2 separate regions of the Mus musculus genome follow, and region 1 is linked to region 2. A link is a loop called in an ENCODE intact Hi-C map of the cell type or tissue named here. Cell type or tissue: left cerebral cortex. All regions are shown on one strand. Region 1 overlaps Pdcd6 (programmed cell death 6). Region 2 overlaps Brd9 (bromodomain containing 9).

The links. Peaks named below come from ENCODE experiments on the same cell type or tissue, not always from the same donor. Only the 100,000 strongest peaks of a DNase experiment are listed, where the experiment ranks them.
Region 1: it touches region 2 in a loop (4-fold over the local background); 8 of 42 quality-filtered maps call a loop at or near these places.

The regions. Positions count from the first base shown.
Region 1 is chr13:74,297,530-74,305,529 of GRCm38, forward strand. Pdcd6 (programmed cell death 6) reads right to left here. Exons shown (of 6, transcript NM_011051.3): 6 at 5,592-6,519. The coding sequence ends at 6,421. Among named protein-coding and RNA genes, the nearest start is that of Ahrr, 9.2 kb to the left of the region's middle. In left cerebral cortex, CTCF peaks have their summits at 3,861 (motif pointing left), 5,282 (motif pointing right) and 6,713; a DNase peak (open chromatin) is centred at 3,849.
Region 2 is chr13:73,945,264-73,953,263 of GRCm38, forward strand. Brd9 (bromodomain containing 9) reads left to right here. Exons shown (of 16, transcript NM_001378947.1): 9 at 821-896; 10 at 2,414-2,509; 11 at 4,812-4,944; 12 at 6,271-6,382. Among named protein-coding and RNA genes, the nearest start is that of Brd9, 11 kb to the left of the region's middle. In left cerebral cortex, no CTCF peak of the experiment used is centred here; DNase peaks (open chromatin) are centred at 1,023 and 4,293; H3K27ac peaks cover 1,901 bases.

The DNA.
Region 1 (8,000 bases), 350 kb after region 2:
ATGTACTCACTTATAAGTAGATATTAGTCATAAAGTACAGGATACCCACAATATCCACAGACCCAAACAAGCTAAACAAGAAGAAGAAGGAAGGCCCAAGTGAGGATGCTTGAATCTCACTTAGAATAAAATAGTCATAAGCAGCAGATGGAGAGAGGGGACTGGATGAGAGGGGATGGCGAGGGGAATGGAGGGGTCAGGATCAGGTGTGGGGAGAGACATGAGAGAGGGCCAGAGGGACAGGAGAATGAATATAAATCTGTAGTAGGTGGGGGAGGGGCATGGGAGGCATCTCTAAGACATGTCAGAGACCTGGCATGGGGGGTAGTTTCCAGTAGTCAATGCAGGTGACCTTAGCTGAGATGCATAGAAGTAGGGATATGGAACCTGGAGAGGCCACTTCCTGTAGCCAGGCAGGACTCCCATTGGAGGGATAAGACTACCAAATCCACCCACAAAATTTTCAACCCAAAATTTGTCCTGCTTACAAATACTAGGTGGACAAAGATGGAGTGGAGTCTGAGGGAATGGCCAACCAATAACCATCCCAACTTGAGACTCATCCCATGGACAGGTACCAGTCCCTGATACTATTAAATGATACCGTGTTATTCTTGCAGACAGGAGCCTAGCAAACTGTCCTTTGAGAGGCCCCACCCAGCAGATGACTGAAACAGATTCTCAGACCCACAGCCTAACATTGGACGGGGTTCAGGGAGTCTTATGGGAGAGTTGGAGGAATGATTAAAGACTCTGAAGCAGATAGGAACTCCACAGGATGACCAACAGAGTCTACTAACCTGGTCTCTTGGGGGCTCTCAGAGACTGAGTCACAAACCAAAGAGCATACACAGGCTGGGCTAAGGCCCTTAGCACATATGTAGCAAAGTACAGCTCAGCCTTCATGTGGGTCCCCCCAGATGAACAACTGGAGCAGGGGCTGTCCCTAAAGCTATTGCCTGTCTGTAGAATTTGTTTCCCTAACAGGGTTGCCTTGTCTGGTGTCATCTGGAGAGGATACAACTAGCCCTGCAGAGACTTGACACACCAGGGAGTGGGAATATGAAGGGGGACTTCCACTTTCTCACAGGAGAAGGGGTTGGGAGTGGGAAGAGAGATTGTGTGAAAGGGGACCGTGGTGGGGTCAGTGATTTGGGTATAAAATGAATGAATGAATGAATGAATGAATAAATAAATAAATAAATAAATAGGAAAAGAGAATTTGTGATTGAATAGGCTTGGCCCAGGGAGTGGCACCCTATTAGGAGGTGTGGCCTTGCTGGAGTAGGTGTATCACTGTGGATGTGGGCTTAAGATTCTCATCCTAGCTGCCTGAAAATCAGTCTTCCACTAGCAGCCGTCAGATGAAGATGTAGAACTCTCAGCTCCTCTTGTACCATGCCTGCCTAGATGCTGCCGTGTTTCCACCTTGATGAAATGGACTGACCCACTGAATTTGTAAAGCAGCCCCAATTAAATGTTGTCCTTATAAGAGTTGCCTTGGTCATGGTGTCTGTTCACAGCAGTAAACCCTAAGACAGACTCCATCCTATGAAAGTGAAGTCTAGTTTGTCGTGGAGTAACCGAGTACTTGAGATGCCAGAAATATGGAAGGAAAGCTGTAGGTCAGTGTGTGCCACAGGCAACAGATCTAGAAGCACGGGGCTACCCAAAGCTCCTAGAGCACAAATGATGCCTAAAAGAGGTCCAGATGCCGAACATGGCCTGCAAGACTTGGATTTGTACTGCAATATTTTATTATGGATGTTCCAACTGTTAGAGACATAATGGCAGCTTCCTGAAGCTTCCAATGGAGAATCAGACATCCATCAAATTCTACTTGCTTTTTTCCCCAGTACACTCAGGCATAAACTGCATTCAAATTAGGAACAAGAAGCCTAGTTAATACGGCCCTGGACCCTTAACCAGCACACTGTCAGGTTGTGGGAAGATGAGAAGATACTAACAGGAAGCTCCACTTTTAGCTCCTTCTAGAGTGGCAGGGAATCCTATGTTGCTTGGGTTGTCTGAAGATGTGGAGCCACAAAAGAGAACTATGGCAGAGGCATCCTGGGCACTGATCCCACAGCAGGTAGAATAAATCCCATACGCATTAACCCGGAGGGCCCATTCTTCTTGGGAAAACATCCCCACATTCTGCTATCCTGAACCCACTTGTTTCCCATAGTACCTGCTACCTGGCTGAAAGACTAGGGGTGCTTTGGTTTGTGTGGTGTGTATGGATGTACACATAAGTGTATGGGGATGTGTGTCTATGTGTGTGCATGTGGAGACCAGAAGTTGATATACAGGTTCTTCCTCTGTTACTCTCCATCTTATATCATCTCTCAGTGCACCTGAATCTCACTGGTTGGCTTGACTTGATGCTCAGTGAGCCTCAGGGATCTTCCTGATTTTTTCAACATTAGGAGTCCTGCATCTCTAGTGATTGCCATATGCAGGGATCCATCCCATAACCAGCTTCCAAATGCTGACACCATTGCATACACTAGCAAGATTTTGCTGAAAGGACCCAGATATAGCTCTCTCTTGTGAGACTATGCCGGGGCCTAGCAAACACAGAAGTGGATGCTCACAGTCAGCTAATGGATGGGTCACACGGCCCCCAATGGAGGAGCTAGAGAAATTACCCAAGGAGCTAATGGGAACTGCAACCCTATAGGTGGACCAACAATATGAACTAACCAGTACCCCGGAGCTCTTGTCTCTAGCTGCATATGTATCAAAAGATGGCCTAGTTGGCCATCACTGCAAAGAGAGGCCCATTGGACTTGCAGACTTTATATGCCCCAGTACAGGGGAATGCCAGGGCCAAAAAGGGGGAGTGGGTGGGTAGGGGATTGGGGGGGTTGGGTATGGGGGACCTTTGGGATAGCATTGAAAATGTAAACGAGGAAAATACCTAATTTTAAAAAAAGCTAAAAAAAAAAAAAAAAAAAAAGGAGTCCTGCATCACCACATACAGCTTTTTATGTGGATGTTGGGGATCCAAATTCAGGTCCTAGTGCTTGCAGAGCCTACACTTTACTCCCAGAGGCCTCTCTCTCCCTAACCTCAAGGTAAAGCGCCATCAGAATCGTCTCAAGAAAGTGGAGACAGCATTGCTTGAGGGAGAACAGACGGTCACTGACAGAACAAGGGGGTCTGTTAGTGAACTGCTGGGAGGGAAGGAACACAACACGTAACTTTCCAGAGGTCATGGGTGAAGCATTTAAAAGAAATTTCTTCTTGCAGGACACGGACCAGGAGCCAGTTTGTACTTGGGAACATGACGGTATACCTCATCCATATAATAGAGTAGAGGGGAGGGAAAGACACACTTCCTACTGTTAGTAAAAATGGCTATAGTTGAAGCGCCAAGATCTTCTTGTCTCTGTCATCTGGAGGGATAGACAACCTTAACCATTTTTTTTTTTCATGTAGGATTCTCTGAAGTTTGTATCTGAGTGACACCTTCAGGGTCTCAACCAGTTTCTTACCACACAAAGCTGTGAAGCATTTAATCATGTGTATACTGTTTATATGACGAGTCAGCTTGGGGGAGGGTGGATATCCTGGTCTCTCCTTCCTATGGCTGCCTTCTTAACAGGGCATTGTTCACACCATGGCCAGCTCCTCTATCATACTTTCCTAATTGGCTATCTATTCACTACATACTAACAACCAGATCTGAATGAACAACAAAAAGGAAACAGCAAAGGACACAAACTACAAGAAACTCTCTCCAGACACCCACCCTTCCCTTTAGCCAACCCCTAGGCCTTCTATGGTTTCTGCAAATGCCCTGAGAGGATGGGCAGAGACTGTTTCTGATGTGATTGCACTGCCCTCGTGTGGCCAGGCTGAGCACAGCCTATAAACATTCTGCTCAATGGTTTTCCCAAGGCAGGCTTCCTAGCTTTCTCTACTAAAGGGCAGGGGCTGTTCTGGGCAGTTTGGTGTACTGGAGGCTCAAAGCACCGCTTCTCTTAAGGTGGGCACTGTTCTACACCCCATGAGCCACCTCCTCCCCTTTGAGAGAACAAGAAAGTCCCCACTCCACAAACGGCCTTCAGCCCACCGTATCACTCTGCCTCCCTCAGTAGGAACCCTGACTCCAGGACATTTTCCGTTTCTGAAGCAGCCCAACCAAATCACACCGAGTTCAGGTCATCCAAGCCGAGGCCTTCCTAGTAACAGCACTGGGCTCTGGAATGTACTCCACTCAGGGTTATGGCACGGCCACACCCAGATATGTGGCACAGGTACTTCATTCTTGGGTGTGGCACACTCCCAGGAGTGTAGTACAAGCTCACACATGTACAATCAAGTCACTTCACTCTTAGGTGAAGTGCAGATGAGCAGGTACCCAGGTCGGCAGTGTCAGTTCTCAGGCATGTAGTGGCTATGTCCCCTCAGGTGTGCAGGGTGGGTCCTCATACATCCAGTGCAGGTACTCAACCAATAGTGTGGTGTTGGGGTACTCAGGACTATGGAGCAGGTTCTAAGACGTATTGCTGGTGCAGGTACCTTTTTTAAAAAAAGATTTATTTTATGTATATGAGTACACTGTACCTGTCTTCAGACACACCAGAAGATCCCATTACAGATGGTTTTGAGTCACCGTGTGGTTGCTGCAAATTGAACTCAGGCCCTTTGCAATAGCAGTAAGTGCTCTTAACCGCTGAGCCATCTCTCCCGCCCAGGAACATAGTACAAGTGTGACGTAGTATTCAAGACTACAGCACAGGTACTAAGGTGTGCCATTAGAAGGCTCAATGTGCAATGAGACTCATATTTGGTACATGTATGTATAGACATGTATGTGAGCACAGGAAGGACAAACATGGCAGTCCTGCAGACTGAGGCTGGATAGGACGGGGATGAAGCAGAGGTGAAGAGTGGCTATAAATGGAGGGGTCCAGGTAGCCTCTACACAAATGGAGTTATCATTTACCATTGAACTTAGGAACTTCATTGTTTATTGGTTGGCCTCACTGGACTAGGGTCATCTGCTAGTGTGGGCCGATGTCTGGTAGATGACTGACAGGGATGGAGCCATGGAGCACACCCAGAGACGCCCATAAAGGGGTCACAAGGTTAACTCTGCCACCACAGAATATAGCACCTTCCCTGATCCCACAAACTAGAAACCACAGGAAACAAAGCCTCAGTGGCATCCTTGGCCAGAGGGGACCTTAACGGATCTGTTTCTCATCCTTGACACCTACCCAGTTGTCTTCGTACCCTGTCCCTCCCTCCTAAAGCATAACCTACTTCTTCCAACTTGAGTTGACCAGCAGGGGGCAGGAAGGGGTCCATCCCCAGAGCTGTAACTCGGTTATCTGTTTAGTTGTCCCTCTGTCCTGCTTGTCTGTTGGACAGAATTTTAGATAGGAGAGTACACATGAGACAGTGACTTCAAGGACAAGGGTATCAGAACACAGTCCCAAAGTGGAGTCATGAAAGAATTCTGAGTGCTTATCAGAAAACAAAACTCTCCCATGTTCACATAGCAACTAAGCTGCAACAAAGGGGACATTTATTCCACCTATTTGGTTAAAAAAACAAAAACGGCCAAAACTAGGCAACCAGTCTATATCATTACTTTATTGCTTACGTTACATGACCCGTTTCTTCAATTCACAGAATTGGTTCCAGAATGTGTCTTTGTGCTCCTCCCAGGTATGGAAGACCGGAGTGAGTTTACTGCAGCTGTTGCTATTCATACGCCTTTATGGAAAAAACATGTTTTTGCCATGTGTGACTTCTTTGTGGTTCCTCTTAACCCTCAGAGTATAAATTTTCTGATGCTCTAAATAAAGTTGGCTTTTGCATGAGACTTTAGTCTGCCTCATTTTTAGGCCCCACACTCCCAGGTTCACGCAGCACACGTGTTATGCTAGAGTAGTGTAACAAACGGCACAGCTCTTCCACCTGTTTGGTTAAAACAAAACAAAGCAAAAAACCAGCCAAAACTAGGCAACCAGTCTGTATCATCACTTTATTGCTTATGTTACATATTCCAATTTTTTTTAAAAAGTAAGGCACATGAAAAGCCTTCTGTGCAAGTTCCATATTATTTTAAAATTCTATTGGCTAATAAAAGCATTGCAACTATAGACTTAGAGACATCTAGAAAAGAACATGATAGTTTGAGAGCAAAATCCTGAAGCATTATTAGGTCTCATGGCACAATTAGTCAGCAAACCCAAGGTTTGTATCACAACAGTGTAGCTAGAGTCACTACAGAATCACTGACCAGCATATTCACATATGTACAGCCAGGTCCCCAAGTATGAACGATACAGCCAACGGGAAGGACGGCATCTCACTGCAGCTGTGCCCTGTTCTATCACAGGTAAGGGATTTGGCATCTTCAGTCTTTTGCATGCCGTGCTTGCTGTTCTCAAGGCCTGGTTATACAATGCTGAAGACCATGGAGAGATATTGCTCATAAGACACCTGAATCCAGCCATCCTGATCCGTGTCATAGCGTCTGAATATGTCTGTCAACCTCTGGGAGAAACACAGATATTGAAATTTTACTGTACAGCACAGTGTACTTAGATGAAAGACATCTTGAGGACTCAATCTCAGAAGCACATGGATTTCCCGCATCTTCTAAAGAGACACTGAAAATGGTATTCACACAGGAAAGCACGGGTTGAGTACTCTTGAACACCTTTAGTCAGAACCATTATGAACGACAAATACCTCTACTGGCAAGAAAGTATAACGGCAGGTCTAGCCAACCTTATACCACACAGGCCCTTCTTCACATTTCACAACCACCTCATGGACCTGGTATGGGTGTCTTAGGACAGAGACACTAGTTTATATCTTGACTATAGTCCAGAAGGGCCCATGTGTTGAAGGGCCCAGTGAAGGAAATTGCCAACTTCATGCAGTGTGTGAACATCATGCAGGGATCAGCCTTTATAGCCCACTTCCCCTCCAGCAGACTTTGGATCCAGACAGGTCAGAAGTCGAAGAGCAAGACCATTCCATTCCATTTATTTTGTTGTTTGTTTTATGTTTTTGAGACAGGGTCCCACTGTGTAACCCTGGCCCCAGACTACGTCTACAGACCAGACCAGGCTGGCCTTGAATTCATAGAGATCTACTTGCCTCCACGATAGAGTTATAGTGATTAAAGGCATGGTGCTGGCATGCCCAGATTCCACTCATATTTTATAAGACTAGGTTATATGTATGCCAGTTTTGAATAAATTTATGAAGTCTATAATATGCTTTCAGTAATTATAAAAAAAAAGACACAAGGGAATTCCATGTGTTAACAGAAAACAATAGCCCCCACACATCAAGCAAACCTCAACAGTGTGTGGTCTACCACCTACTTCAGACATGAGTGGTTTTTATGAAAATGTGCTAGCATGGAGATTGAGTGTGGTGGCACACACCTGAATCTCAGCACTCAGGAGGCTGAGGCAAGACCATCCTAGGCCACATAGCACTGCAGTGATAAAAAAAAAAGTAAAACATGGTACACAGCTATAATTCCATTATTTTGAAGGGTGAGTTCAAAGCCAGCATAGGCTCCATTGTGAATTTAAGGCCAGCCAGAGGTACAGAGACCTTGCTTCTGGAAATAAAAAGTATAGTATTTCAATTATTATCAGGGATTATGTACTATACATATTGCTAGACTTACATATACCTGGCATCAAGGTTCACCATACCAGCTTTACCATAAAAATGCAATGTCTTATGCTTAAAAAGTCATAACAGCTGTGACAACAACAGGGACCAGGTATAGTCCAGGTCATTATAATTTTATGGAACAAATACTGAAAGATCACTATTAGGAACCTGATCCTAGTTGCAAGGGTTTAAAATAAAAAGTTTTGCTAGCACCAAACCTTAGACAAAAGAGAAGCTAAGCAATCACTCCACGTTGGCTGCTAGCTACAGTTACTCCATTTCTGCCCCCATCCCCAGATCCCACCTCTGCATGTCACAGCAAACCCACATGAAGC
Region 2 (8,000 bases):
CACTCTCCAGGCACCTTTTCTAGTACAAGTTGATGTGGTTAAAATGAGCCTCCACTGGACCTGACATGATCTAAATCTTACAATCTCCATGTAAGGTCCATCTTAACAGTAACTAAGACTTTACTTTTCTTCTCATACCAAGTCTTCAAAATGTGCATTACGTTTTAAATACTGAATATTGAAATGGCAACATTTTGGACCCTTCAGTTGCAGGATCTGCCACCTTTCTGGCCTCTACCCTACTTAACTTGCTCTCTGACAGTCTCCCAGGGGCCTCCGCAATCACAAGACCTCACTCTTCCTGCATATGGCCAGTGTTCTGAACACCTCATCTGCACATGTGCACCTTCCACACCCTGACATACTGTCCTTGCATAAGACTGCAAATAGTCAGGCCTTTTGTGTTAGGTTTTTAGTGGAGTCATGCTTCTGGTTGCCTTAGAGATGGAGGCATAGACCACTGTAGAGTGGTATGATGCTTTTACCCAGCTGGCATTCGTTATCTCATTTTGTTCTGGCTTATGAATGGTTTTAAATATTTGCTTCTGGGTCAAGGCTTTTATTTCAGAAACTCTTTGGTCATGTGCCTCAGCAGTGCTTTGACCATATATGTGTGTGTGTCCTTGGTCATAATCAGATATATTTAATCATGAACAATTGGCCTCAGTCACAAGCAGGGCAATCTTTAATCCTTGGGCGTGCGAGAGGGAGTCTCTGGTCCTTTCTCCTGGAGAAACTGGTGGAGATGTGACTAGTATGTCACGTGTCTCTAGTAGACGTAACTACTGGGGGATAACACTTGGGTGCTGCTTCCTTGCAGATGGGGTACCTGAAGAAGCTTGGAGATGGAAGTCTGCTCTACAGCGTGGTGAACGCACCTGAGCCTGATGCTGATGGTGGGTGCTCTGTGCGGGGCCTCAATGCTTGCACGTTGTCCTCTGAGCTCTGTACATGCTCTGAGATGCAGAGTATGTATCACACAGTCACGTCACCACTACTGGTAATGAGACTGCAGAGCAGTTGCCTGGCTTCCATGTGCACAGTGGAGCCTGTGTTATGCAAGGAGCTAGGATGCCATCAGGCCTTTATTGGGTTTCTCAGCATGGTGATACATTCTTAAGAGCTGGATGTCACTGATGATGTAGGAAGGTTTCATGTCTTGAGTTCTTCCAGCACTCCTTCCTCATGGGCCATATGCTGACCTGCATGCTTGTGAAGTTCAGAAATATTCTGAAAGGAAGGTTGGATGATGATGTCAGGGCATGTCTTAGTTGGAAACATAAATGCCATCAGTGCACCAGCCTGGAAGGGTATTTCATGCATTGAAACGTCTTGAGAAGGTAGCAGTTGTGTCTATGAATGACTTTGGGATTGCAGCATGCCTACAGACACACTTGGAGAGGGTGGGACATGGTGGATGCCTCTTTTCCTGCTTTGCCTGAGTCTCTCCTGCACAGGCAGACATCTCCCTCAGCTCTTCAGCTTCTAAATAGTCTTGTACAGAGCACTCTGTCGTCAGGGTTGTTTCATCTGTTCCAGTGTGTACAGGGTAGACACTTGGGTTTTAACTGTTAATGGAAACACGTTTTGTGGTCTTTAGGAGAAACTACATGGGCTTGCCCATACTTAGACTAGAAATTCAGTGCGGAAAGTTCAAGTTCCTGTCAGGGGTGGAGAAATGTGTGCATGGGAAAACCAGTCAGCAGTTGTGGAGCCTGAGGAACGTGTGGAGGATCAGGATGGCCAGCAAGTGTGAACCTTAGCACGCAGTGCTGAGTGAGCACTTTGCAAAGGTGAAGGCAAGATAGCCCCAGACATGATGTGTGTGTGTGTGTGTGTGTGTGTGTGTGTGTGTGTGTGTGTGTGTGTGTGTGCATGTGCGTGTACCCACACACACCCATTTAGAGCCAGAGGGACAACATTTGTTAAGTATCATCTCCTTGTTATTTTTTTGAGAAAAGGTCTCTCATGGTCTGGAACTCGCCCAGTAGGGTAGGCAGGCTGATGGCGAGGCTCAGCAACCTTCTTATTTCTGTTTCCCCAACACTGGGATTAGAATCATGCGCCATTCTGTCTGATTGTTATTTATTTATTTTTAAATAGAAATTTGGGGGATTGACCTCAGCAGCTCATGCTTTCAAGGCAAACACTTTGCCAATTGAATCATCTGTCTGTCTAGCTCCAGACATTTTTTTTTCATGGTATCGATGTCAAGGCAATTACTGAATCAAATTGAAATGGTGTTAGCTTTAAGAATTATTTCTTGCTTTTGCCAAATCAGTTTTAAATGAATCTTGTAGCATAACCATGCTCCACCTCGCCATGTCTAAAGAACTATAGAGAAGTTGCTCATCACTGAGAAGCTGAGCTGTGGCCAAGCCCTCCTGATGTTTCCCTCCTGTGTCTTCTGCAGAGGAGGAGACACACCCTGTGGACCTGAGTTCACTGTCTAGCAAGTTGCTCCCAGGTTTTACAACATTGGGTTTCAAAGATGAAAGAAGAAATAAAGGTAAGCACAGTGACTGATAGGAGCTCTCCAGCTGAGGGTGGCTGGGCTCAGTGGGGATGTGACACTGTCCTCTTCCGTGATTTTCTTCATGGTTTTGTTCCTGGGTCTAGAGTCAGTTTAGTTAGTTAATCAATTAATTAATTAACATTCCAGATGCTACCCCCTCCTGCCCGACCCTCACAGGGTCCCTCCATACCTCCCCTTTGCCTCTGAGAGGGTACCCCCTCTCCAGGTGTCCTCCCATCTGGGTACATCAAGTCTGCAGGATTCAGATTTTTAAGACAAATGAAGCTTAGCTCCATTAAAGTAGGTGGATTAAAGTCATAGTTGGAGTTGAGTTCCTGCTTTGCAGTCTTCTCCCCACTGAAGGTGAGTTCGACTGCGCTCACAAGCTTCTTCTCACAGGCTTCCATTCCCTCCCTCCACAGGAGTCTCGGTTCAGGATCCTGCTGGTTCTGATAGAGAGCTTCATTTCTTATGCCAGGCTTAATCTTAACCATTTACAGGGTGATGCTGCTGCCTAGCAGCTGAGAGACCTAGACAGGGTGGTTGTGGGTGGCAGCATGGCCTGAGAGAGGCAGGTACATTTGTATTTGTGGGGGGTCTCCATTTATAATGGGTCTTGTAGTGTGTTTGGAATGTGTGGTTGTACATATGTGGTAATATGTGTGCTTGTGTGCTTATAGGGCTTGCTTTGACTTGTTCATGTGTTTCAGGACATATGTGTGTCCTAAGGCTTGCTTTGGTGTGTGCACAGGTATGCATTGGAGATGGGAGAACACTCAAAAGCTGATGCTTCTTTGTGGAGCTGAAAGAAATAACACTTCCTTCCCTTGGAGACACAGTAGCCATCCTGGTCTGAACCTAGATGTGCTTTGATGACATTTCTTCTGCCTTTAATCAACTATAGGCAATACAATGAGACGCCCATTCCAAGAGTAACGTGCTTAGAATTGGTGTTTCACTGCCTGTCTGCAGCTATTCTGTCTTGAGTGGTGGGAATGGGCGGGGTGGACGTGGGCTTGTCCTTTTCTGTGTCATTGCTTCTTTTCTTCTTTGTCGCATCCTGTGTTCCTCACCTTTACTGTGGCTCTGGAGAACCAGCTCAAGGTCACCTCTGCACCATAAGCTTTGACCATGTTTCCTTACCTTCAGTCATGCACAACATCTGCTTTTTTGATATTTCCTCTTGTTACAGGGGGGCTTGGCACAGCCTCACTAGAGGGCATTTTCTTTCTGGAATGATATTTTCTACATCTCCGAGTATTAGAGACTGTCCTGGTTGGTTTTGTGTGTCAACTTGACACAAGTTAGAGTCATCAGAAAGGAAGGAGCCTCAACTGAAGAAATGCCTCCATGAGATCCAGCTGTAAGGCATTTTCTCGGTGATCACTGGGTAGAGACCAGCCCATTTTGGGTGGTGCCATCCCTGAACTGGTGTTCCTGGGTTTTGTAAAAAGCAAGCTGAGCAAGCCCTGGTGAAGCACGCCAGTAAGCAGCACTCTTCCATGGTCTCTGCATCAGTTTCTGCCTCCAGGTTCCTGCCCTGCTTGAGGTCTTGTTCTGACTTCTTCCATAATGGCCTATGATCTAATAATAAGCTAAAAACAAACAAACAAACAAACAAAAAACCTCTTTTCTCTCCAACTTGCTTTTTGGTCATGGTGTTTCATCACAGCATTAGAAACCCAAACTAAGGCAGAGACCAGCCTGCATTCAGACCATCTGTGATGTGAGATCTACCCACACCTTCCCTCACCTCAACCCCTCCCTTGATAGTGTTCACACTTCATTTTTGAGATGTTGCTTGTGTTTGGCTCTCAGCTCAGCAGTTTTGTCCCCAAGAAGCATTGCAGAGGAGTGATTGCAGCATAAGACATGGCATGCCTGCCACCATAGTGGATGTCAGTAGAGGTTAGGAAGCATTGAGTCATGTAGACATAACCTGGTTTATTGTTAGAACCCTGGGCAAGAGTGTATCCAGTGTGGGCCCAGTTCCTGGTTCTACTGAGGGAGTTCATGAATTGGCTGGTCCCAACAACCACTTCTGCTTGTCCAAGTTCATCTCTACTCAGTCTTTGCTTTGTAGCCCTTGGCCCACAGGTGTGAAATGGGGTGCTGAGTAGGTACTGCAATTACCCATAGATAGTTTCTGCTGCTGTGTGTGTGCTCAAACAGAAAGGAATAAGGAAGAGCCAGGCATGGACTCAGGTTGTGGCCACCTGGAGGGAACAATGGCTGTGGCCATGCTGGGTGTGCCCTGAGCATGACTCTGACCTGGCCTCTGCTTCCTTCTCTTTAGTCACATTCCTCTCCAGTGCCAGCACTGCACTTTCAATGCAGAACAACTCTGTGTTTGGGGACCTGAAGTCAGATGAGATGGAGCTTCTGTATTCCGCCTATGGAGATGAGACTGGTGTGCAGTGTGCACTGAGGTAAGCCGGCTCACACACTTATGCAAGCAGCTTGGCCCTGCTGAGAGCTCTGGGAAGTACAGCCCTGTCGGTAAGTAAGGTGGTGCCAGCACAAGCTCCGGTACTATTTGCCATTGTCCACATCTCTGCCATAGACCTGCCTTGCAGTTCAGCACAATTTGAAGAAGGCAGTGATCCAGACTATAGCATAAATAAATATATGTGTGCTTAGCAAATGGGGTATACTTACAAGGAGTCCTTTTTCACAGTGGTTTTGAGGTACATTTCCTAGTGACTGTTACTCAGCTGGAGCCACAGTAATCAGTTTCCAACGCCAAGGCCTCACTGTGCTGAAAACTGGCAGTCTGAGGCCCGGTTTTGGCAATGTTGGTTTAATGCAGACACTATCTTCTCTCCTGTCTCCGCACAGCCTTTCCTCTATCCTGATCTCCTCCTCTTATATATAACACTAGTGAAATTGGATGAGCAACTCTCCTACTGACCTCTTTTCACCTTAGTCACTTCTCACAAGTCTACAAACACAGTCACATTCTCAGGTGCTGAGGTGGGGACTGAGACTGACGCGCTCGGGTGGAGTGAGGTAGGATGGCGGAGGCAAAATTCATGACAGCCTGGAATGTAGCATTACAACTACAATTGTGAAGCTAGAGAGGTGGCCACCGAGGTCCGCTGTCTGTACACATTGTCAGAGATCCCAGATGATGGCCTGTATTTTATCAGCGACTCGGTTTATCTAGGATTAGCTCTGGGCCAGCAGCCTTGCTTGTCTCTCTGAAGGATCTTCAGGGTCTAGGAGCCTTAGGCTATCCTTGATGGCTTATTCTATGGGGTTTTTGTTCTCTGGCTACATTTTAAATTTTATTTATTTTTAACCTAATATATTCATATGGTTCAGAAATCAAAGTATACCAAAAGGTGTGCCCTGAGTCTTACCCTACCACTCCATATGTGCCCACTTACCACATCTACATTTCCTGCTGCTATACTTCTAAATGTCAGACTGGCAGATGTAGACAGCCTTTCCTTAGAGATTAATGAGTGTGTCTTATGACTTTATATGGATTTGTGTGCCTGCCTTTTGTTTTTTCTTGATTTTCCTGGAGATTTAATTATTTTTATTATTATAATTATATTGTAATTATTTTTATTATTTTTATGCCATGAACTACTTTAAAATTGTTAGCGAGCCATTAGTCTAGTGCCCCATACATATATGGGAAGCTCCAGAGACTGTCTGGAGTCAGAGTCATTGTCACTGTTGGAGTCAGTCTTGAAATTGGAGCGTGATGCTTTTTCAGCACCTTCCATCACACAGTTCCCTTCTAGCCTGCAGGAATTCGTGAAGGATGCTGGAAGCTATAGCAAGAAGATGGTAGATGACCTCCTGGACCAAATCACAGGTGGTGATCACTCAAGGATGATCTTCCAGCTGAAGCAGGTGGGATTTGCAGTTGATGAGCCCTTTTAGGCATAGGCTCTTGTCTTAGTTAGGGTTTCTATTCCTGCACAAACATCATGACCAAGAAGCAGTTGGGGAGGAAAAGGTTTATTCAGCTTACACTTTCCACATTGCTGTTCATCACTAAAGGAAGTCAGGACTGGAACTCAAGCAGGTCAGGAAGCAGGAGCTGATGCAGAGGCCACGGAGGGATGTTCTTTACTGGCTTGCTTCCCCTGGCTTGCTCAGCCTGCTCTCTTATAGAACCAAGACTACCAGCCCAGAGATGGCACCACCCACAAGGGGCCTTTCCCCCTTGATCACTAATTGAGAAAATGCCCTATAGCAGGATCTCGTGGAAGCATTTCCCCAACTGAAGCTCCTTTCTCTGTGATAACTCCAGCCGTGTCAAGTTGACACAAAACCAGCCAGTACAGCTCTGGTTCTATGCTTGGGGCTGCTCCTGTGCAGAGAGTCCATTCAACCCACTAGAGTCCAAGGAGACAGGCTCTTGAGGTCATTGCTGGCTGTTCTTGGCTCATTGAGCTTTAAAAGTTCTGTTTTTAAGAGCTGTCTTTAAATACGTTTGGCAGTTGCTTGTCATGTCTTCTGTAACCAGTGCCCATGTTCCTCTCACTGACATCACCATTCCTCCTGGGGAATGTGCTGAAGGCCGAGCTCTTCTCAGCTCTTGCATGTCTTTGCCTTTGAAACTTGTTTTCTCTTGACGCAGTCTAGATGGACTTTTCTTTCTACTCTAACAAAGACTAACATTAGTTGTTTTCTTTTCTTTAAAGATTTGTTTATTTTATATATGAGTACACTGTAGCTGTCTTCAGACACATCAAAAGAGGGCATCGGACCCCATTACAGAATCCCATGGTTGTGAGCCACCAAGTGGTTGCTGGGAATTGAACTCAGGACCTCTGGAAGAGCAGTCGGTGCTCTTAACCGCTGAGCCATCTCTCCAGCCCACATTAGTTGTTTCTAAAGAAACATCTGTGGCCCTTTGTGTCTTTACTTTCTGTTTGTGATGTCTGTCAGAGTTGACACTAGACTTGACGACACACTGTAGCCTGGGGCCAGTTCAGACCTACACTATGTATATTCACAAGCCAGAGATGTGTTTATGTTCTAATTAGACAGGCTGGTAGGATGATTTTTCCAGTACTAGGGATTGAATACAGGACTTTTTACATTCTAGATCAGTGTTCTACCATGGAGGCACACCCCAGTCCAAAGATGAGTAAATTTTATTTGTGTGTGTGTGTGTGTGTGTGTGTGTGTGTGTGTGTGTAGTGCATATGGATACCAGAAGTCAGTTGCAAATATTGTTCCTCAGATAAGGGTCTCACTGATCTGGAGCTAGCTGGGTGGGCTAGGCTGACTGACTCCATCTTCCCAGTGCTAGAACTACAACTGTATATCATATCCAGCATTTATGTAGGTGTTCTAGGGATCCAGATCAGGTCCTCATACCTGTGAGGCAGGTACTTTACCAAATGGGCTATTTCTCAACTTCTAGAGATTTTATTTTCTTCATTTGAAGAGCATTGATCTTCATTTTGGAATGAAGTTGTTACTTGTGATCTAGTACGGCCATTATCCCAAGGCTGTG